Linked DNA regions of Homo sapiens: region 1 is linked to region 2. Evidence: chromatin loops called from intact Hi-C (ENCODE). Cell type or tissue: endothelial cell of umbilical vein. All regions are shown on one strand.

Region 1 (8,000 bases), 270 kb before region 2:
TTGGTTAATTATAATTTTATAACTTAGTACATACCTGGTTAAAGTATTATGGAAGAAAGTTTACTATAATATGAACTCCATTTTGTTTCTTCTCAAGAGAGGGAACATTTTCTTGAATTGCCATGAAATAGACCCTCAAATTACAGTTTGAAGGCTTAGGAGCATCATGGGCACTGTGCCACCAGGGTTAATCAGTTACATCATCCTGAGATTGTCCTCTCACCTACAATGCTAAATGTATGGATTAGAGAAATGCTCAGCTACTGGAGGGCACAGGGTGGATGTGTGGACCAAGATAGAGCTAGACTAGATGGAAAGTGTGATCAAGTGTCTGTTTGAAAAACCGTCCATGGAATATGGTGGAACAATGCAGGAGCATATAGGATGTTTTAGAAACAATTGATGCTGTCGATCAAAATCTGCAGGACTTCGGTCCTAAAGTTTTCCAATACCTTGGACATTTATCCACTAAGAAAATGTATATTATAACCATAGATCTGTCTGAACACAACTGGTCATGATATTTTTCTTTACATATGGCTACTCTATAAAATTAACTTAATTTTACCAAAAAAAAAAAAAAAAATAGGCCAGGTGCAGTGGCACATGCCTGTAATCCTAGCACTTTGGGAGGCCCTAGGCAGGCAGATTGCCTGAGTTCAGGAGTTTGAGACTAGCCTGGGCAACATGGTGAAACCCCATCTCTGCCAAAATACAAAAAATTAACCAGGCATTGTGGCAGGTGCCTGTAGTCTCAGCTACTCGGGAGGCTGAGGCAGGAGAACTGCTTGAACCAGGGAGGCAGTGGTTGCAGTTAGCCACTCACTGCACTCCAGCCTGGGCAACAGAGCCAGCCTCTGTCTCAAAAAAATAAACAAAACTTATTTAATTTTAAAAAACTAAAAATCACCTCTGACTATAGAATCTTACCTTGCTTGAAAATGCAAAGCATCAGCGAGTATTATAACTAACTACTCTGCACCACTAGATTTCATAGGAAAACAAAATAACCTAGAAAATGGAAAAAAATGAAAAAACAAAAAAACCCCAGAATTCTTTATCTTAATAATGGCATGGGACTGCCACTCACCCCAGAGCACTTCCTGGATATTCAAAGTGAGGTTAAAGAGCATAGTCACATTGCCTTCACACAGCAAACTGGAAGTAGCCCTATAAGGGAGGCCACTAGCAAGATTTCCAGTGGCAGTAAGACTTGTCTGTTTTCTCTTCCTGAAAATAAAGCATAGTACCACGAGGGCATCTCACTCCATCCAAAACTCTCCTTATCCTTCAGAGGAAGTCTAACTATATTCTAGAGACTTCAGCCCTATATATAAGTGGAAGAATTACAACTGAGTTTTTGGCTTTTGGTCCCTCATAGTAGTCATTACTTCCCTTTACATCAATGTTACTTAAAGTTTACAACAATTTAAGGCTCATTGCAAATGACATGGATAGCCTGCAATTCTGATGATCTGATGGTGCCTTGGTTAGGTACCCTCTGTCTATTAACAGGTTTTTCACATTATTTCAAATTTGGCTTTCACCCTTTCTAACATATTCTCAAAGAACATGTATACCAATTGTTATATCTGTAATTTTCTTTTTTATGCATTTGCCACCTAATAACTAAACAGTCACCCCTTGAATTTCTATGTCCTTAATTTGGTGTACAAGTTGACCTTATTTTTGTTATATTCATAAGAGCTTAAACTTCATCTTTATGGTCCTTTTTCTGATCAACTGTGTCATGTCTCTTGCTGTATTTCCTTACCTCAGACACTTTTACATCTTGCTGCACTACCCTTCCATCTGGCAAATGGCCTTTTATGACTTTTTACTTACAAAATTGGCATGCTTCTGTGTTCTGAATATTTTCTGTATTATACGTATACTTCCTACATATATTAAAATCATTGTGTATCTCTTCAATATCACTTTTTGGCAGATTAGTGTTTCAATTTTTTTCTAAGAAAACATAAACATAATATCTGAATGGATTGGATGTCTGTTAAAGCTGCTAGGCTACTAATAAATAAATCTACTAATGAACATCAGTGTTACTGTCTTCTTTGCTCTGCATGACTTTTAATGTGGCCATTTAGGAAATTCAATATATCTCTGTAAAATATACTCCACTATTTTCTCTTAGAAGATTCATCTAACATTCAAAAATTAGCTATAGCTGTAACTAACAAAAATAAATGTCCAATGCCATTAAGAAAATATGCAAGTGAAGTGAAAATGAAAAAAATAACTTTAAAATTAAAATATAAGAAACTGATGGTCAAATAAATGCTAAGTCATTGTGGGTTTTCTTTTATTTATAAGAGGGTAGACAGACTGGAATTAACTTCCCTTGTCTTCAATCCTATCATTCTAGCCACAGTAATGGAGAAAAGCTTGTTAATTTATTAAGGATAATATAAATAACTCACACATGGGTTCTACAGCTTTGATATTTGCTAACTTTTAACTTTAACCAGATCACTTAACTCTTTGCATTTCCAATTATTCCTATTTAAAATGAGAGACTGGGCGTATTTGATATTCTAGTGACTAAACTGTGATGAAAAAAGAGCATAGTCACATTGAAAAAAGATTTCTTCTTTTCTATTTTGTCTCCCTTACCCCACATTCTCTAAAAACATCTGTATTAGTCATGGTTCTCTAGAGGAACAGGACTATTGGGACAGAGGTATTTATGAAAGGGAGTTTAAAGATAATTGACTCAAATGATCGTAAAGTGAAATCCCACAACAGGCTGTCTGCAAGCTGAGTAGCAAGGAAGTCACTCCAAGTCCCAAAACCTCAAAAGTAGGGAAGCCGATTGTGCAGCCTTCAGTCTGTGGCTGAAGGCCTGAGAGCCCCTGGCAAACCATTGATGTAAGTCCAAGATTCCAAAAGCTGAAGAACTTGGAGTCCACTGTTCTAGGGCAGGAAGCATCCAGCATGGGAGAAAGATAAAGGCCGGAAGACTCAGCCAGTCTAGTCCTTCCAAAGTCTTCTGCCTCCTTTTATTCTAGCCATGCTGGCAGCTGATTAGATGGTGCCCACCCAGATTGAGTGTGGGTCTGTTTCTCCCAGTCCACTGACTCAAATGTTAATCTCCTTTAGCAACACCCTCACAGACACACCCAGGAACAATACTTTGCATCCATCAATCCAATCGAGTTGACATTCAACCTTAACCATCACAACATCCTTACTTTCTTTCTAGCCCAATAATTAGTTTTGTGAATATTTGTCAAATTTGTAAAATTATATAGTTTTAACTACATTTATAGTATATAGTTTTAAGAATCATCTATGTATCATTGTGTGTGCCGCTCATATGTAGAAGAAGCCCACTTTTAGTGTGTGTGCCAGCCAATACTGTGCAGTTCATTAAAAGTCAATAGGAGACAGTCATGTGAATGACCAATTTACTTTACATATTTAGAAAGTGACAGATTGATTAAGTAACTGATCGAGTTATAACTAATTGGTAGTAGCATAAGGAATAAATTATCTGACCCTTATTTACACCTATTATATTTTTTGCTATACATTTTACTGCCTTTTCTGAATTCTCTTCAGTATTTTATTGTATTTTTTAATAAAAATTTTATACTTTCCCCTCATATTAGTGATTCACGGTCAACTTGTTGTGAGCTATGCTCCTAAGCCATTTTTCTGTTGGACTTATGGGATATTTTTGTTTTTCTTCTCTAACATACAGCACCATACTTGTCTTAATTGAACTTTATTCTGTCTCTGTTTTTTTTTTTTTTTTTTGCTTAACTGTAGTTTCCTCTAATCTTTTTGGGCCTCAGTTTCCTCCTTTATACAATAAGAAAGTTTGGGTAGATTAACTCCTGAGGTACTTTTTACCTCCAAAACATCATTCTCCATGTTGGGACTGAATCAATCTTTGGCTCCTTAAAGCCAGTTTCAGATTTAAAGAGTATGTTCTATGTTTTATCATCCTGACACTTGATAAGAAGATAGACAAACACCAGGCCTCAGATGAACTCTTCAGGGCATCATTTGTTACATTCTCCTGAGTTGACACTAATGCATTGATTATATCCTTATTTCTTATTTATTGTCTGCAAATGTTTTCAGTTTGGAAAACATTTGTTGATTTTTTACAAAATTTCTGGGGTAGATTAATTTTATGAAGCCTTTGTTTTTAAAAATCTTCGTGCTTCTTCAATTTGATAAGGTTATACAAATTCATTTCAAGTATTATTTTTCAAGATTTTAAGAGGATGAAAATGTTAAAGCAGTGCAGTTTAGTTCAAAATACCAGTATTCTATTAATTCTATGAATAGAAAATTTATCCAGTATTTAAGATTGAGAGGCAAATGCACTATAATTATTGTTAGAGGCCTAGAAAGCTTGAATTACTCTCACAAAGTAATCTAGCTTTATTTTGTCTCTGAAAACCTTAATGGAATTTACCAAACTAGATGTTACAGTTTCATTATTTTCAACAAATTAATATAACAATTTTAAGACTAAAAAACAACATTCTAATTTTTCAAGAACTTCATTTAGCTTTGCTATAAACCACAATACCAAACTTGTCTTCAGTCCTTTTAAGACATTTACTTAATTAATTCAAATCTGTTTTGCTCCTTCTGTAAAACATCTTTGAATATAATGCACTGTTCTGCTTCCAGGATTTTGTTTTTATTGTCTCTAGAAAATGGTCATGATTTTTACTTTGCCAGCAGAGGGCACATATGCATATCCTTTGTTTCTTCTAATCTACCAAAAGGAAATTTAAAAAGAAAAAGAAAAAGAAAAGAAAAAAGCCATATTTGGTTCTGTAAGATCTTACCTTATTTGAACTGAGTCTAACCGAAAAAATAAAAAAACCACCAACACCACATCCCATATTAACATTTTCTCTTAAATATCTCATGTCTAAATGAAAATCAAAATAGACTCGAATACTACCATCACTAAACCACAACATCAATTTAAAATATCTATTTTGCTCTGCAAAATTTGGCTGAAAATTTTACCCCTTATTTTGTTCTGATTATATTTTGGTCTGGTATTTCTGCTTTTGATATTCAATTCTGGACCTAGAGTTAGCAAAAAAAAAAAAAAAAGTGGTCACCTAACATTTATTTATTTAACAAAAATTCAAACTATTAATCTATGCTTTAGTCTAAAGTTAATATGAACACATATGCTGAATATCTAATTTGGGCAGAAATTAAAATGTTTCTGAGAGAACATTTTTAAACAAAGTGAGTTGGACTGAAGCAATAAAAATTAGTCTATTGACCATTTTGGTTAGTGGCTTAAGAACACCTGTGAACATTTTAATCTTCTAGCTACTTTCAATGAACTGACGGAACCATGGTGTTTTTCACACTCTCAGCTAAATGAGCATAGAGGAGCATCTGTAATTTCAACATTATGCATATGCATCAAGTAATTATATAATTGCAGATATGTGGTGTCTGCACACATCTAAAGGTTATGCTTTTAAAATGGAAAAGTACTGTTAAAAAGCAGAAGTCACAGGCTCATATGCTAATATCCATCTCCAGCAGCATAAATTTAAAAAATTTTGTATAAGCCACTGTACACCTGATATGCACCAAAACCAAGCAAAAACTCAGAAATGTAAGTTTACATGCTATATCAGCTTTTAAAAAATTATGATGGAGTAAGTCAAGATGATTGATAATTGATACTGGTTATTCCAAATTTGGTGTATATGGAATAAGAGCCACAAGTAATATTTTATTACCGAATTGTTTAAATCAGGACACTTTGGTCTTACTTTTAAAAAATACGTTATTTTAACTTCAAATACAGAAAAATAGTAATAAGAATGTAAGTAATGAGTTCATTCAAGGTTTAGGTTCTGCTATTTTTTAAATACTCAAGCAAAGATAATTAAATGTGATTACAGTATCAGGAGAGACAAGGCTCTAGACAAAAGAAGCAAAAGGACTCTGAGAATATAAGACTATTTCTGTTCATAAGGAGTTATTTTTTCCCCAAGAAAAGTCTTTTCCTAGGGTAACCCCAATTTGATTCCCTCCAATGTTAGTGAATGCAAGACCGCTGGGGTTACTATCATTGACACCAAACATTTTGTCAACTCTAAACATCTTAAGTAATTAAAATTGTTGATAGTCTCAAAACTTACATGTTTATATATAGCTTTAGTTAACCTCTGAGTATAACTAATAAGTATTAATTTTTATAAATAACTAGTGCCCTGCAGCCCATAGTATTTTAATGCTTTTGTGTCTCTTTTTCAAATAAAATGGAAACTACACACAGTCTTAAAATATTGACTCTGTTTAACATCGAGGAGCTGGAATGTTACATAGAAAAAGGAAACAGAGAGAGGGAGATTATGCTCACATGGAATCATCAGGAAAGTTGAGTACCTTATAAAGAAACAGATTGTGCACCCTTGAGTACATCTGTCTTGCATTGTTTCCTACTTAGCTGACACACATCAGTGTCAGAACAATGCTTCCCTGGAGCCATGACTTGTTTTCCTTCTCCTTGTCCTCCTCTCCTTTTCTTCCTTTTTCTTTCTTCTTTCTCCATTTACTCAACTGGGTTATAGTATCATAGTTTACTGAATGCATATCTAAAAATCTTACGTATATTTCATTTTACTTGAAAAACTCATCGGTATCACTGAAAATTAATATAAAATTATAGGACATACATTGAGCAACAAGGCCTAAAGGAGGAGATATAAGATAAGGACTCAGTGCTTCTAATTTTTAAAAATATGTATGTTGGACCTATCCTAACCAATCTCTCATCTTTAGGTCTTAGTTTACTTCCTTTCCCAAAACAAACAAAAAACAAAAGAAAACAACAACAACAAAGCCTGGCTTATATTTCTATGCCCTACTTTAAATTGGTTATATAATTTGATGCATATATTTTAATTTATGCTAGTCTGACTTATAGAGACATTTTCAAATGTGCAGCAATTGACTTCTCCTTTAGTAATAAGGAAGTGAAGATAAACTTGTGGTTCCTTAAGGTATGAATTTACTGGGGGTTTCCAGTAAATGATTCGTCTTGAAATAAAGCAGAACTAGAACATAAACATTGATGACTGCACCAATTAACTAAATGCGTTTACCATTTTAATCATTACATTTTTAAAAATTATTATTGTACCTGTTTTCTTTTTGATCACTCAGGATGTGTGGACCAAGTGGATAAACCAAGTCAATTAACACAGTCACCTGAAAGAGCTGAAAAAAATAATATTTTTGTTACCTGGGTAGCTTTTATATTATTTTTATTATTTTGAGGTATTCGTGTTTATCCAGTTTCTTGATCTTTGAAGATAGTGGATAATACAGACATATTATTTCTGTCCTAATCTGCCTTGGTGCAAACTAAACCTGTTACACTGAAGTAATTATTTGTTAGCTTCTATGTGAATGATTTTGTGTTAATGATTCAATAGTACAATTACAATGTGATAATTTTCTTTTTACAAGAGATGACACAACATTGTTTCTTCCTAAACAATGGTCAAATGAAAAAAATGTGGGTAAAAATGGGTTTTGCAATAGATGTGTGAATAAATACTGATTTTCAGCCTTTAGTGACTTTCTGAGTTCATTGCACACATGCAGAAGAAGAGTGCAGCATTCATAGGCAATAATTTACAAAAGAAACCAGAAGAACTAAAATAGTTTATAATTAAAGAAATGGAGCTGGCTGAGGGCAGAGAAAGGCAGAGTGGAGGACTGCAGGTACAGGTGACCTCTTCCACAGCCATCATTCAGAAGGCTCCAGGTTCATGGATGTCTGCTATTTAAATATGGGAGTGTACCTTAAGGTTGATGGAAGGGGATTGTTGGTAGTGGTGACAGGAGGTGTGATGATAGAATCTAACTAGGTGGTTGCTAGCAGATTGGAAACAAAAGGGAGGTCACATCTATTCAGCAGCTAAAATGTGCTAATACCAAATTAGATGCTTAGTCAATATAACCACCTCTGC
Region 2 (8,000 bases):
CTTGACTAAATTAAAAAGGTTAAAACACTTTACCTAATTTTGTAATAAAAATAATGACATTTATCCTTTGCTTCCCTTTATGTTGAGCAGAGGTCTAAGCCCTCAACTTCTTTAGTCCTTATAATAGTTAAATTTCTTATGGTAGGTGCTATGTATGACTCAATTTCACACATTGTGAAATTGAAGCTCAAAGGGAGATTAAAATACTGTAGATTGCCCAAAGTTAGTGAGAGCAGAAACCAAAATCCAAACCTAGATAATATGTCTCCAGAATTTTTTATTAATACACATTAGGTATACATATTTTTAGGGTACATGTGATATTGGATATATTTATATAATCAAATCTGGGTAATTGGAATACTCATTATCTTAAATATTTATCTTTATTTTTAACTCCTGGTACATTTGAATTATTCTCTTCTAGCTATTTTGAAATGTATATTCCATTACCATTAACTGTAGTCTGGAATGTTAACCCATATATTATACAGGACCAAACCAGAATGCTATACTAAGATGTGCAGAAGAAAGTTAAAATAATGTTTTGAGCAACATTGACCCTCATCAGTAATTATTTTTTATATTACCGAACATTTATATATAGTGTATACTATATGCTAGGAAATATATACATAGGATTCCAATGCCAGTATGTGGTTTTTCTACAAACAAAGCAAATAGGGTCTCTTTTAGGTTTTCCTTCCAGTTTCTGGGTACCCTTATGTTTGTTGTATGATATTCTTTCTCCACTCTGTCTAAGCTAGGATGTCTGTTTCTTTCTTTGAATATTTTATTTTGAATCACAAAATGTTCTCAGATCCTACATAAGTACTTGTTTAGTATTCAATTCTGAATATGCAACTGTTAGCCTGAGGAAATCTGTAGGACGGTACAACTGTCTCTCTCTCTCTCGCTCGCTTGTTTTTTGTTGAAATTGTTGCTAGTGGCTGCATTTTTTTCCCTTGTGGAATTAATATTTTCTGTATTTCCTGTGAACTATAGTGATTGGAAAGTCGCTTAAAACTTTTCTTGATTACCTAACAGTGGATCTGTCATTGGAATACTAATTTGGAATACTAAGCCACTTCCAATGAAACATTCCTAGAGCAGCAATAGCATTCAGAATATTATTTTGCAATATTATATGATGTTATTGTTACTGTTGTATATGTAATATCAGGATATCTTTCTTGTGCATTCATCATTGTTATAATTTCCGAATTTGTCTTTAGCATCAGCAAGATCTAGATTAAAATTTAGATTTGCCTTTACTTTTCTGAACCCAAATTTATTTATCTGATAGGAATAATTATATTCCTTAAAAATAATTTTTATTTCAAAGTCATAAAAAATAAAACAATATTCAATTACAAGAGATATCAGGTGCTTACAGAGCAAGAGTGTTTTTACTTGATTGAAATAAGGACATATCTCTGGCAGTGAGAGTCTCTGCTTTTATTTGATTGGATTAGATTTAATTCTATTATCAGGAATACTGTGTTCTATAAATGTTAGTGCAGCTACTATTTGCATGTTTCTGAGTGAAGTACTTAACTAGTTTAGGTTTCCATTTATTATCCTCAAAAAACAAGTTCATTTTCCAAATATAAAATTCAATACAATAGTTGGTCGCCAAGGCAGAACTACCTAAATGTTCCAAGATGCAAAATCCCCACTTAGTGGCCACTCAAGTCGGTCACATCACCCTTGCTACTGGGCACAGCTGAAAAGGCCCTTGTGCCATAAACACAAGTCCTTTTCTCATGAATGCTTTCTTACCTATTATTCTGTCAAATTAGCAATATATTAGTATAAACCCAATATAGTTTAGTCATTCCTGATAGTGATATTTGATGCAGTCCCATAGTCTCAAAGAAGACAATTTACTGAATTTATTAACAAAGTTTAAAGGGTTTTCTTAAGAAAGGAAAGAAATGAGCTAAATTTGTTGTATCTCCTTTATTATAATCTTCATTATGTAACTCCTTTTAAAAAAACTTTTAAAGTCAAAGAACAATATAGGCAATATGCTTTAATATATTTAGTAAAGTCTACTTTGAAATAAAATTTATGAATTTAGGTGAATTTGTTAATTATTGGTATAATATTTAACATTGCCACCAATTTAAAACTTATTTCTCCATAACTTGAAACAATTTCAATCTGACACTCTATTAGAATGTTATATTATGTAAATATGTTAATTATCAGACATACTTCCTTGGTTCTAAAACCTATATCCCTGTTCTAACTCATGAATTACAAACCAAAACATTAAGTAATAGCAGAAATGTAAGAAAATAGGTATATGATTTGGTTAAGCCCATTGATTACATTAGCAATTAAAGTAAAAGAGGAAGGCAAACTTGTCATCACATTTCTAATTTTATCATATACCAGACATACTTTGACTGTCTTTACTATCATTTTGCTCTTTTTTTCCTCTCTTTTTCTGTAACACACTACATTTATGTGTTAGTGGTAATGGCTTATAACACATTATTTTTCCCTTCATATCTATGGAATATTGATTCTAGTTTGTTGTTAACTTTGAACTAGAAAAAATGATATTCAGATATATATGAGTATATATGTGTGTATGTATATTTGTATGTGTACTAAATTTCACAGACTGCATGCATATGTTTTAATAAATCAGAGGGGCTCACATAATTCATCTAATCAGTTGTCTAATCTTAATAATAGAGAAACAGAACCCAAGAGAAATTATATCCACAAATATATTGTGAAAGTGTTATTAATGAATGTGATCATTATATGTTGAGTTCAAAGACAGCTCTTTTAAAAAAGCCAAACCCAAGATTCTGTTTTTCACATGATTGTAACAGAATTAGTACACAATGCCAATACATGACTGAATGGAAATCAGCATATTCCTTAACATGCTGCAGTCAGCATTATATAGGAGACACCTATAACAGCACTTACTTAAAAAAAAAGCTGCAATTGTTTGTGGATATACTCATATTTTTTTTTTCCTTTCACCAGACCAATGCTGACTTTCAGTTCTATTGATCTAACATTTGTGTTTGAACTAGAACATGCACTGAAAATGTTGGATTCCATATTACTGCCTATACTGATTTTTATTGTCAGGTATCTGTATTACTGACTCTACACACACAGACACAGAAATAATTATAAATGTCCAATGTAGCCACCTTTTAATTTACTATCCTAACATGTATTCCGATTAGTACTTTAAAATTCTTTTTCTCAGACTTTGGTATTCATCCTATGTTGATATAAGATAGTTTTTTCATTTTCTTCTTTACGTTCGTATCTGTTACTATTAGCTGCTGTATGGAGTATGTTTAATACAATAAAAAATAAAGTGATACCTAAAATTTATAATCAGAATAAAATGTTACCATCTTTATACATCTTTTACACTAATATGTTTTCTACAAAGCAGTACAGTTTTATTTTAGACATATGTTCATGATGTTTCAAAAACAACAAGAAACTATCAGAAAAATGAAAAATAAATTTGAATTGATATATATATGAGTGTGAATCCCTTTAAAAATATAGATCCTATACATATTTATAAGAGAAAAACTTTAGAAACTCTGATTTTTATTATTCTGTTGTTTCAAGCTTTCAAGTTGAATCGAGTTTTTCTTTGATCTAAAAGGCAATTTATTTTTATCAGATACTAATTGTTTTAAAAAGATTTAATTTGTTAATATACTTTAAGGATTTTGTGATATTTTTAATAATTAAATGCCCAATAAGAGTTAGAATAAAAAATTAACTTTACCGTCAAAAAGGAAGATCTCCTGCACCCTCTGCTGCTATGTAAATGAAACTGCAGGTTATTTATTATAAACTTATTTTTATTTTATAAAATAAAAAAAGAAAATAAAAAATTTAAGAAGATTTTTTAAAGATCTTTTCAAAGATTTTTTAAATTTAAGAAAATAAAAAATTTAAAGAAAATAAAAAATTTAAGGCAAATCCAGTCATTTTAATATACAGTAAACAAACGAACCATTATAGATGTCTCAAAAGAACATGCATCTCAGATATATAGTTTACTTAAAAATAAGTAAAATATAAACTGACAAACTAGCTTTGAAAGGAAGAGGTATAATGGCATCAATTTGTTATTAATGAGAAAAAGTCATAATGCTACATACTTCTAAATCATCATATTACTTAAATTTATTAACCAACATACAAAAATCTATTGTGGTTTATTGTTTGTAATATGGAAATATTAAACATTAAAAAGATTGTGAAAAACCTGGAGTGAATTATTTGTGTCTTATGGCTCACTGCCATTTTAGATGAATTATTGTGTTGTTAAAATAAATTGACTTTTTTTCTAAGAGGCAGGAAATAGCTTGCAATAGTGAAACCAGATAGAATCCGAGCTGTTACAAAAGTTGATCCCAATTTATAAACAGATACCACTTGGATTGAAAATCTATATAAAGTATAAATTTTACTATTAAAATGTAGTTTAATAAAAAATAGTCTTGCCGGGCGCAGTGGCTCATGCCTGTAATCCCAGCTCTTAGGGAGGCAGAGGCAGGAGGATAGCTTGAGCCTAGGATTTGAGACCTGCCTGGGCAATATAGCGAGACCCCGTTCTCCATAAAAAGGAAAAAAAATACAAAGTCTTTATATTATTTTAAGGATTCTTAGCACTTCCATATGTTTTATTTATTTAAATATTTTATATTAAACTATAAAAATTGAAGCAGTTATTAAAACACTAGGAATTGATGTTTGTATTTTGTCGAACTTGGTGAAATTATTTTTAGAAAAGGCATTTTCTGATATGTCCAATCTCCTATTCCTTCCCAGTGGAAACCACTGTTAATAATTTTTGTGTATCTTCCAAGTTGCTTTTAAGACATTTACATGCGTATTTCTATATCCTTCCATATTTTGTAGTTTTTAAATAGGCTATATATCTCATACTCCCTTATTTTGATTTTTAAAGTCTTAAATATAAAAGTAATTCATGAATTCATTCTGATTGTTGAAGCATCGTATTACATATAACACCATGTCCCCGTTGACGACAACCTCAATTCAAAGGCCCTCTTTAAGGGTAATCACTGTTAATGCTTTGAAGTACATCCTTCAAGATTTTTTTCAGGAAGAAAAAAAATCATACACACATATGATTCTGCAGAGTATTTAATATTATACATACTATTTGATAATAAATTTTGAATTGACATAAAATGTATTCCGAATAGTATATCACTTACCAATTTGATTTTATTAACACAATGCCTTGGAAATTTTTCCTTTGTTTGTTCATATCTTTGACCTTATATGTTTAGCTCTTATATATTATGCTGTGGAATAAATAGACCATTTTTAGAATTTTAAAAATTCTCATATTAATGAACATTTATATTATTTTATATTTTCACTACAATAAGCCTGAGTATCCCTGTACATGCTTCTTTGAGCAGATCTGTGAGTATTATTCTAGGGTAAATGCTGAGAAGTAGAATTATTTTTTCATTTTATACTTTGATAAATAATTTTAATTTTTAAATGACTTTAACAATTTGGATTTCTTTGTAAATGTCTGTCCATATATACTACTTTTTCACCAAACCTGATATTATTAAGTTTTAAAAAGTTATAAATGAAAAATATTGTATTTATTTCTGGTTGATAATGGAGTTGAATATCTGCTCGTAATGTTGATTAGTGATTTATATTTCCTTTTCTATAAATTTCCTGTTACTATTCTTTGCTCCCTTTTATTCTTTGTGTTTTCTGTTTCTTACTGGCTCATAGGAGTTCTTTCTATTTCCCCGATTACTAATGAGTTTGAGTATTTTAAATATATATTCATTGGTGATTTGTATTTCTTCTTTCAGGAATTACTTGTTCTTATTCTTTGCTCACTTATTTTTGATTTTAGATTCTTTTTCTTATTGATTTATAGTTCTTTATATATTCCAGATATTAATTATCTGACTGGCATAGGATACCAAAGACCAGCCCCTGTCTTAATGTATCAATTAGTGCTCCAGAGCTTTCCCATGGGATCAGTCTGAAGCTAGTGTCCAGTTTTGACCACATCCTGGCTTAGCTTCTTATCCACATATCCCCAGTGTCCCCATCTTATTAGACTTTCTTTCTTTAATCAGCTTCTCATGTTTGAACAAGAATTCCTTACTCAGGCTCTGCTTCTAGGAAATCTATCCTGGACCTGTGATGACATTTTTTTTGAAATCAGTGTTTTAAAATCAAGCCAATTCTCCAATGGAAGATATAATTATAAAAAAAAACAACTGCTCTTTACTAATAAACATATATTTTAAGATGTGTGCTATCCTCTTTAAAGTTGTATTTTTGTTATACTGACATTGCCACCGCTCAACAAATTTATCAAATTCAGCTTTTGGAAATCATGTTCAGACTCTGAGACAGTCTTTGAATGTTCATAATATTGTCAGTTCTTTGCTCCCTGACTAAACTATTTTGTTGACAGTGAACAATTATTCAGTCATGTGCAGTCAAAGTGATCAATGTGGTCAAATATTTTGAAATTATTTGTAACAGACGGTTTTAAAAATGAGAAGTGTCTGTTCATATCCTTTGCCCACTTTTTGATGGGGTTGTTTTTTTTCTTGTAAATTTGTTTGAGTTGTAGATTCTGGATATTAGCCCTTTGCCAGATGAGTAGGATGCAAAAATTTTCTCCTATTCTGTAGGTTGCCGGTTCACTCTGATGGTGGCTTCTTTTGCTGTGCAGAAGCTCTTTAGTTTAATTAGACCCCATTTGTCAATTTTGGCTTTTGTTGCCATTGCTTTTGGTGCTTTAGACATGAAGTCCTTGCCCATGCCTATGTCCTGAATGGTAATGCCTAGGTTTTCTTCTAGGGTTTTTATGGTTTTAGGTCTAACGTTTAAGTCTTTAATCCATCTTGGATTAATTTTTGTATAAGGTGTAAGGAAGGCATCCAGTTTCAGCTTTCTACATATGGCTACCCAGTTTCCCCAGCACCATTTATTAAATAGGGAATCATTTCCCCATTGCTTGTTTTCCTCAGATTTGTCAAAGATCAGATAGTTGTAGATATGCGGCATTATTTCTGAGGGCTCTGTTCTGTTCCATTGATCTATATCTGTGTTTTGGTACCAGTACCATGCTGTTTTGGTTACTGTAGCCTTGTAGTATAGTTTGAAGTCAGGTAGCGTGATGCTTCCAGCTTTGTTCTTTTGGCTTAGGATTGACTTGGCAATGTGGGCTCTTTTTTGTTTCCATATGAACTTTAAAGTAGTTTTTTCCAATTCTGTGAAGAAAGTCAGTGGTAGCTTGATGGGGATGGCATTGGATCTATAAATTACCTTGGGCAGTATGGCCATTTTCACAATATTGATTCTTCCTACCCATGAGCATGGAATGTTCTTCCATTTGTTTGTATCCTCTTTTATTTCATTGAGAAGTAGTTTGTAGTTCTCCTTGAAGAGGTCCTTCACATCCCTTGTAAGTTGGATTCCTAGGTATTTTATTCTCTTTGAAGCAATTGTGAATGGGAGTTCACTCATGATTTGGCTCTCTGTTTGTCTGTTATTGGTGTATAAGAATGCTTGTGATTTTTGTACATTGATTTTATATCCTGAGACTTTGCTGAAGTTGCTTATCAGCTTAAGGAGATTTTGGGCTGAGACAGTGGGGTTTTCTAGATATATAATCATGTCATCTGCAAACAGGGACAGTTTGACTTCCTCTTTTCCTAATTGAATGCCCTTTATTTCCTTCTCCTGCCTGATTGCCCTGGCCAGAACTTCCAACACTATGTTGAATAGGAGTCGTGAGAGAGGGCATCCCTGTCTTGTGCCAGTTTTCAAAGGGAATGCTTCCAGTTTTTGCCCATTCAGTATGATATTGGCTGTGGGTTTGTCATAGATAGCTCTTATTATTTTGAGATACATCCCATCAACACCTAATTTATTGAGAGTTTTTAGCATGAAGGGTTGTTGAATTTTGT

The links. Hi-C counts contacts between places; a loop is a spot of excess contacts. Peaks named below come from ENCODE experiments on the same cell type or tissue, not always from the same donor. Only the 100,000 strongest peaks of a DNase experiment are listed, where the experiment ranks them.
Region 1: a loop joins it to region 2, with 17 times the contacts of the local background. A loop is called at or near these places in 34 of 110 quality-filtered maps.

Annotation. Positions count from the first base shown.
Region 1 is chr4:90,020,719-90,028,718 of GRCh38, forward strand. No RefSeq gene overlaps it. Among named protein-coding and RNA genes, the nearest start is that of CCSER1, 100 kb to the right of the region's middle. In endothelial cell of umbilical vein, no CTCF peak of the experiment used is centred here; a DNase peak (open chromatin) is centred at 4,753; H3K27me3 peaks cover 296 bases.
Region 2 is chr4:90,289,721-90,297,720 of GRCh38, forward strand. The region is part of intron 1 of CCSER1 (coiled-coil serine rich protein 1); the gene reads left to right. Among named protein-coding and RNA genes, the nearest start is that of CCSER1, 170 kb to the left of the region's middle. In endothelial cell of umbilical vein, a CTCF peak has its summit at 3,810; no DNase peak of the experiment used is centred here.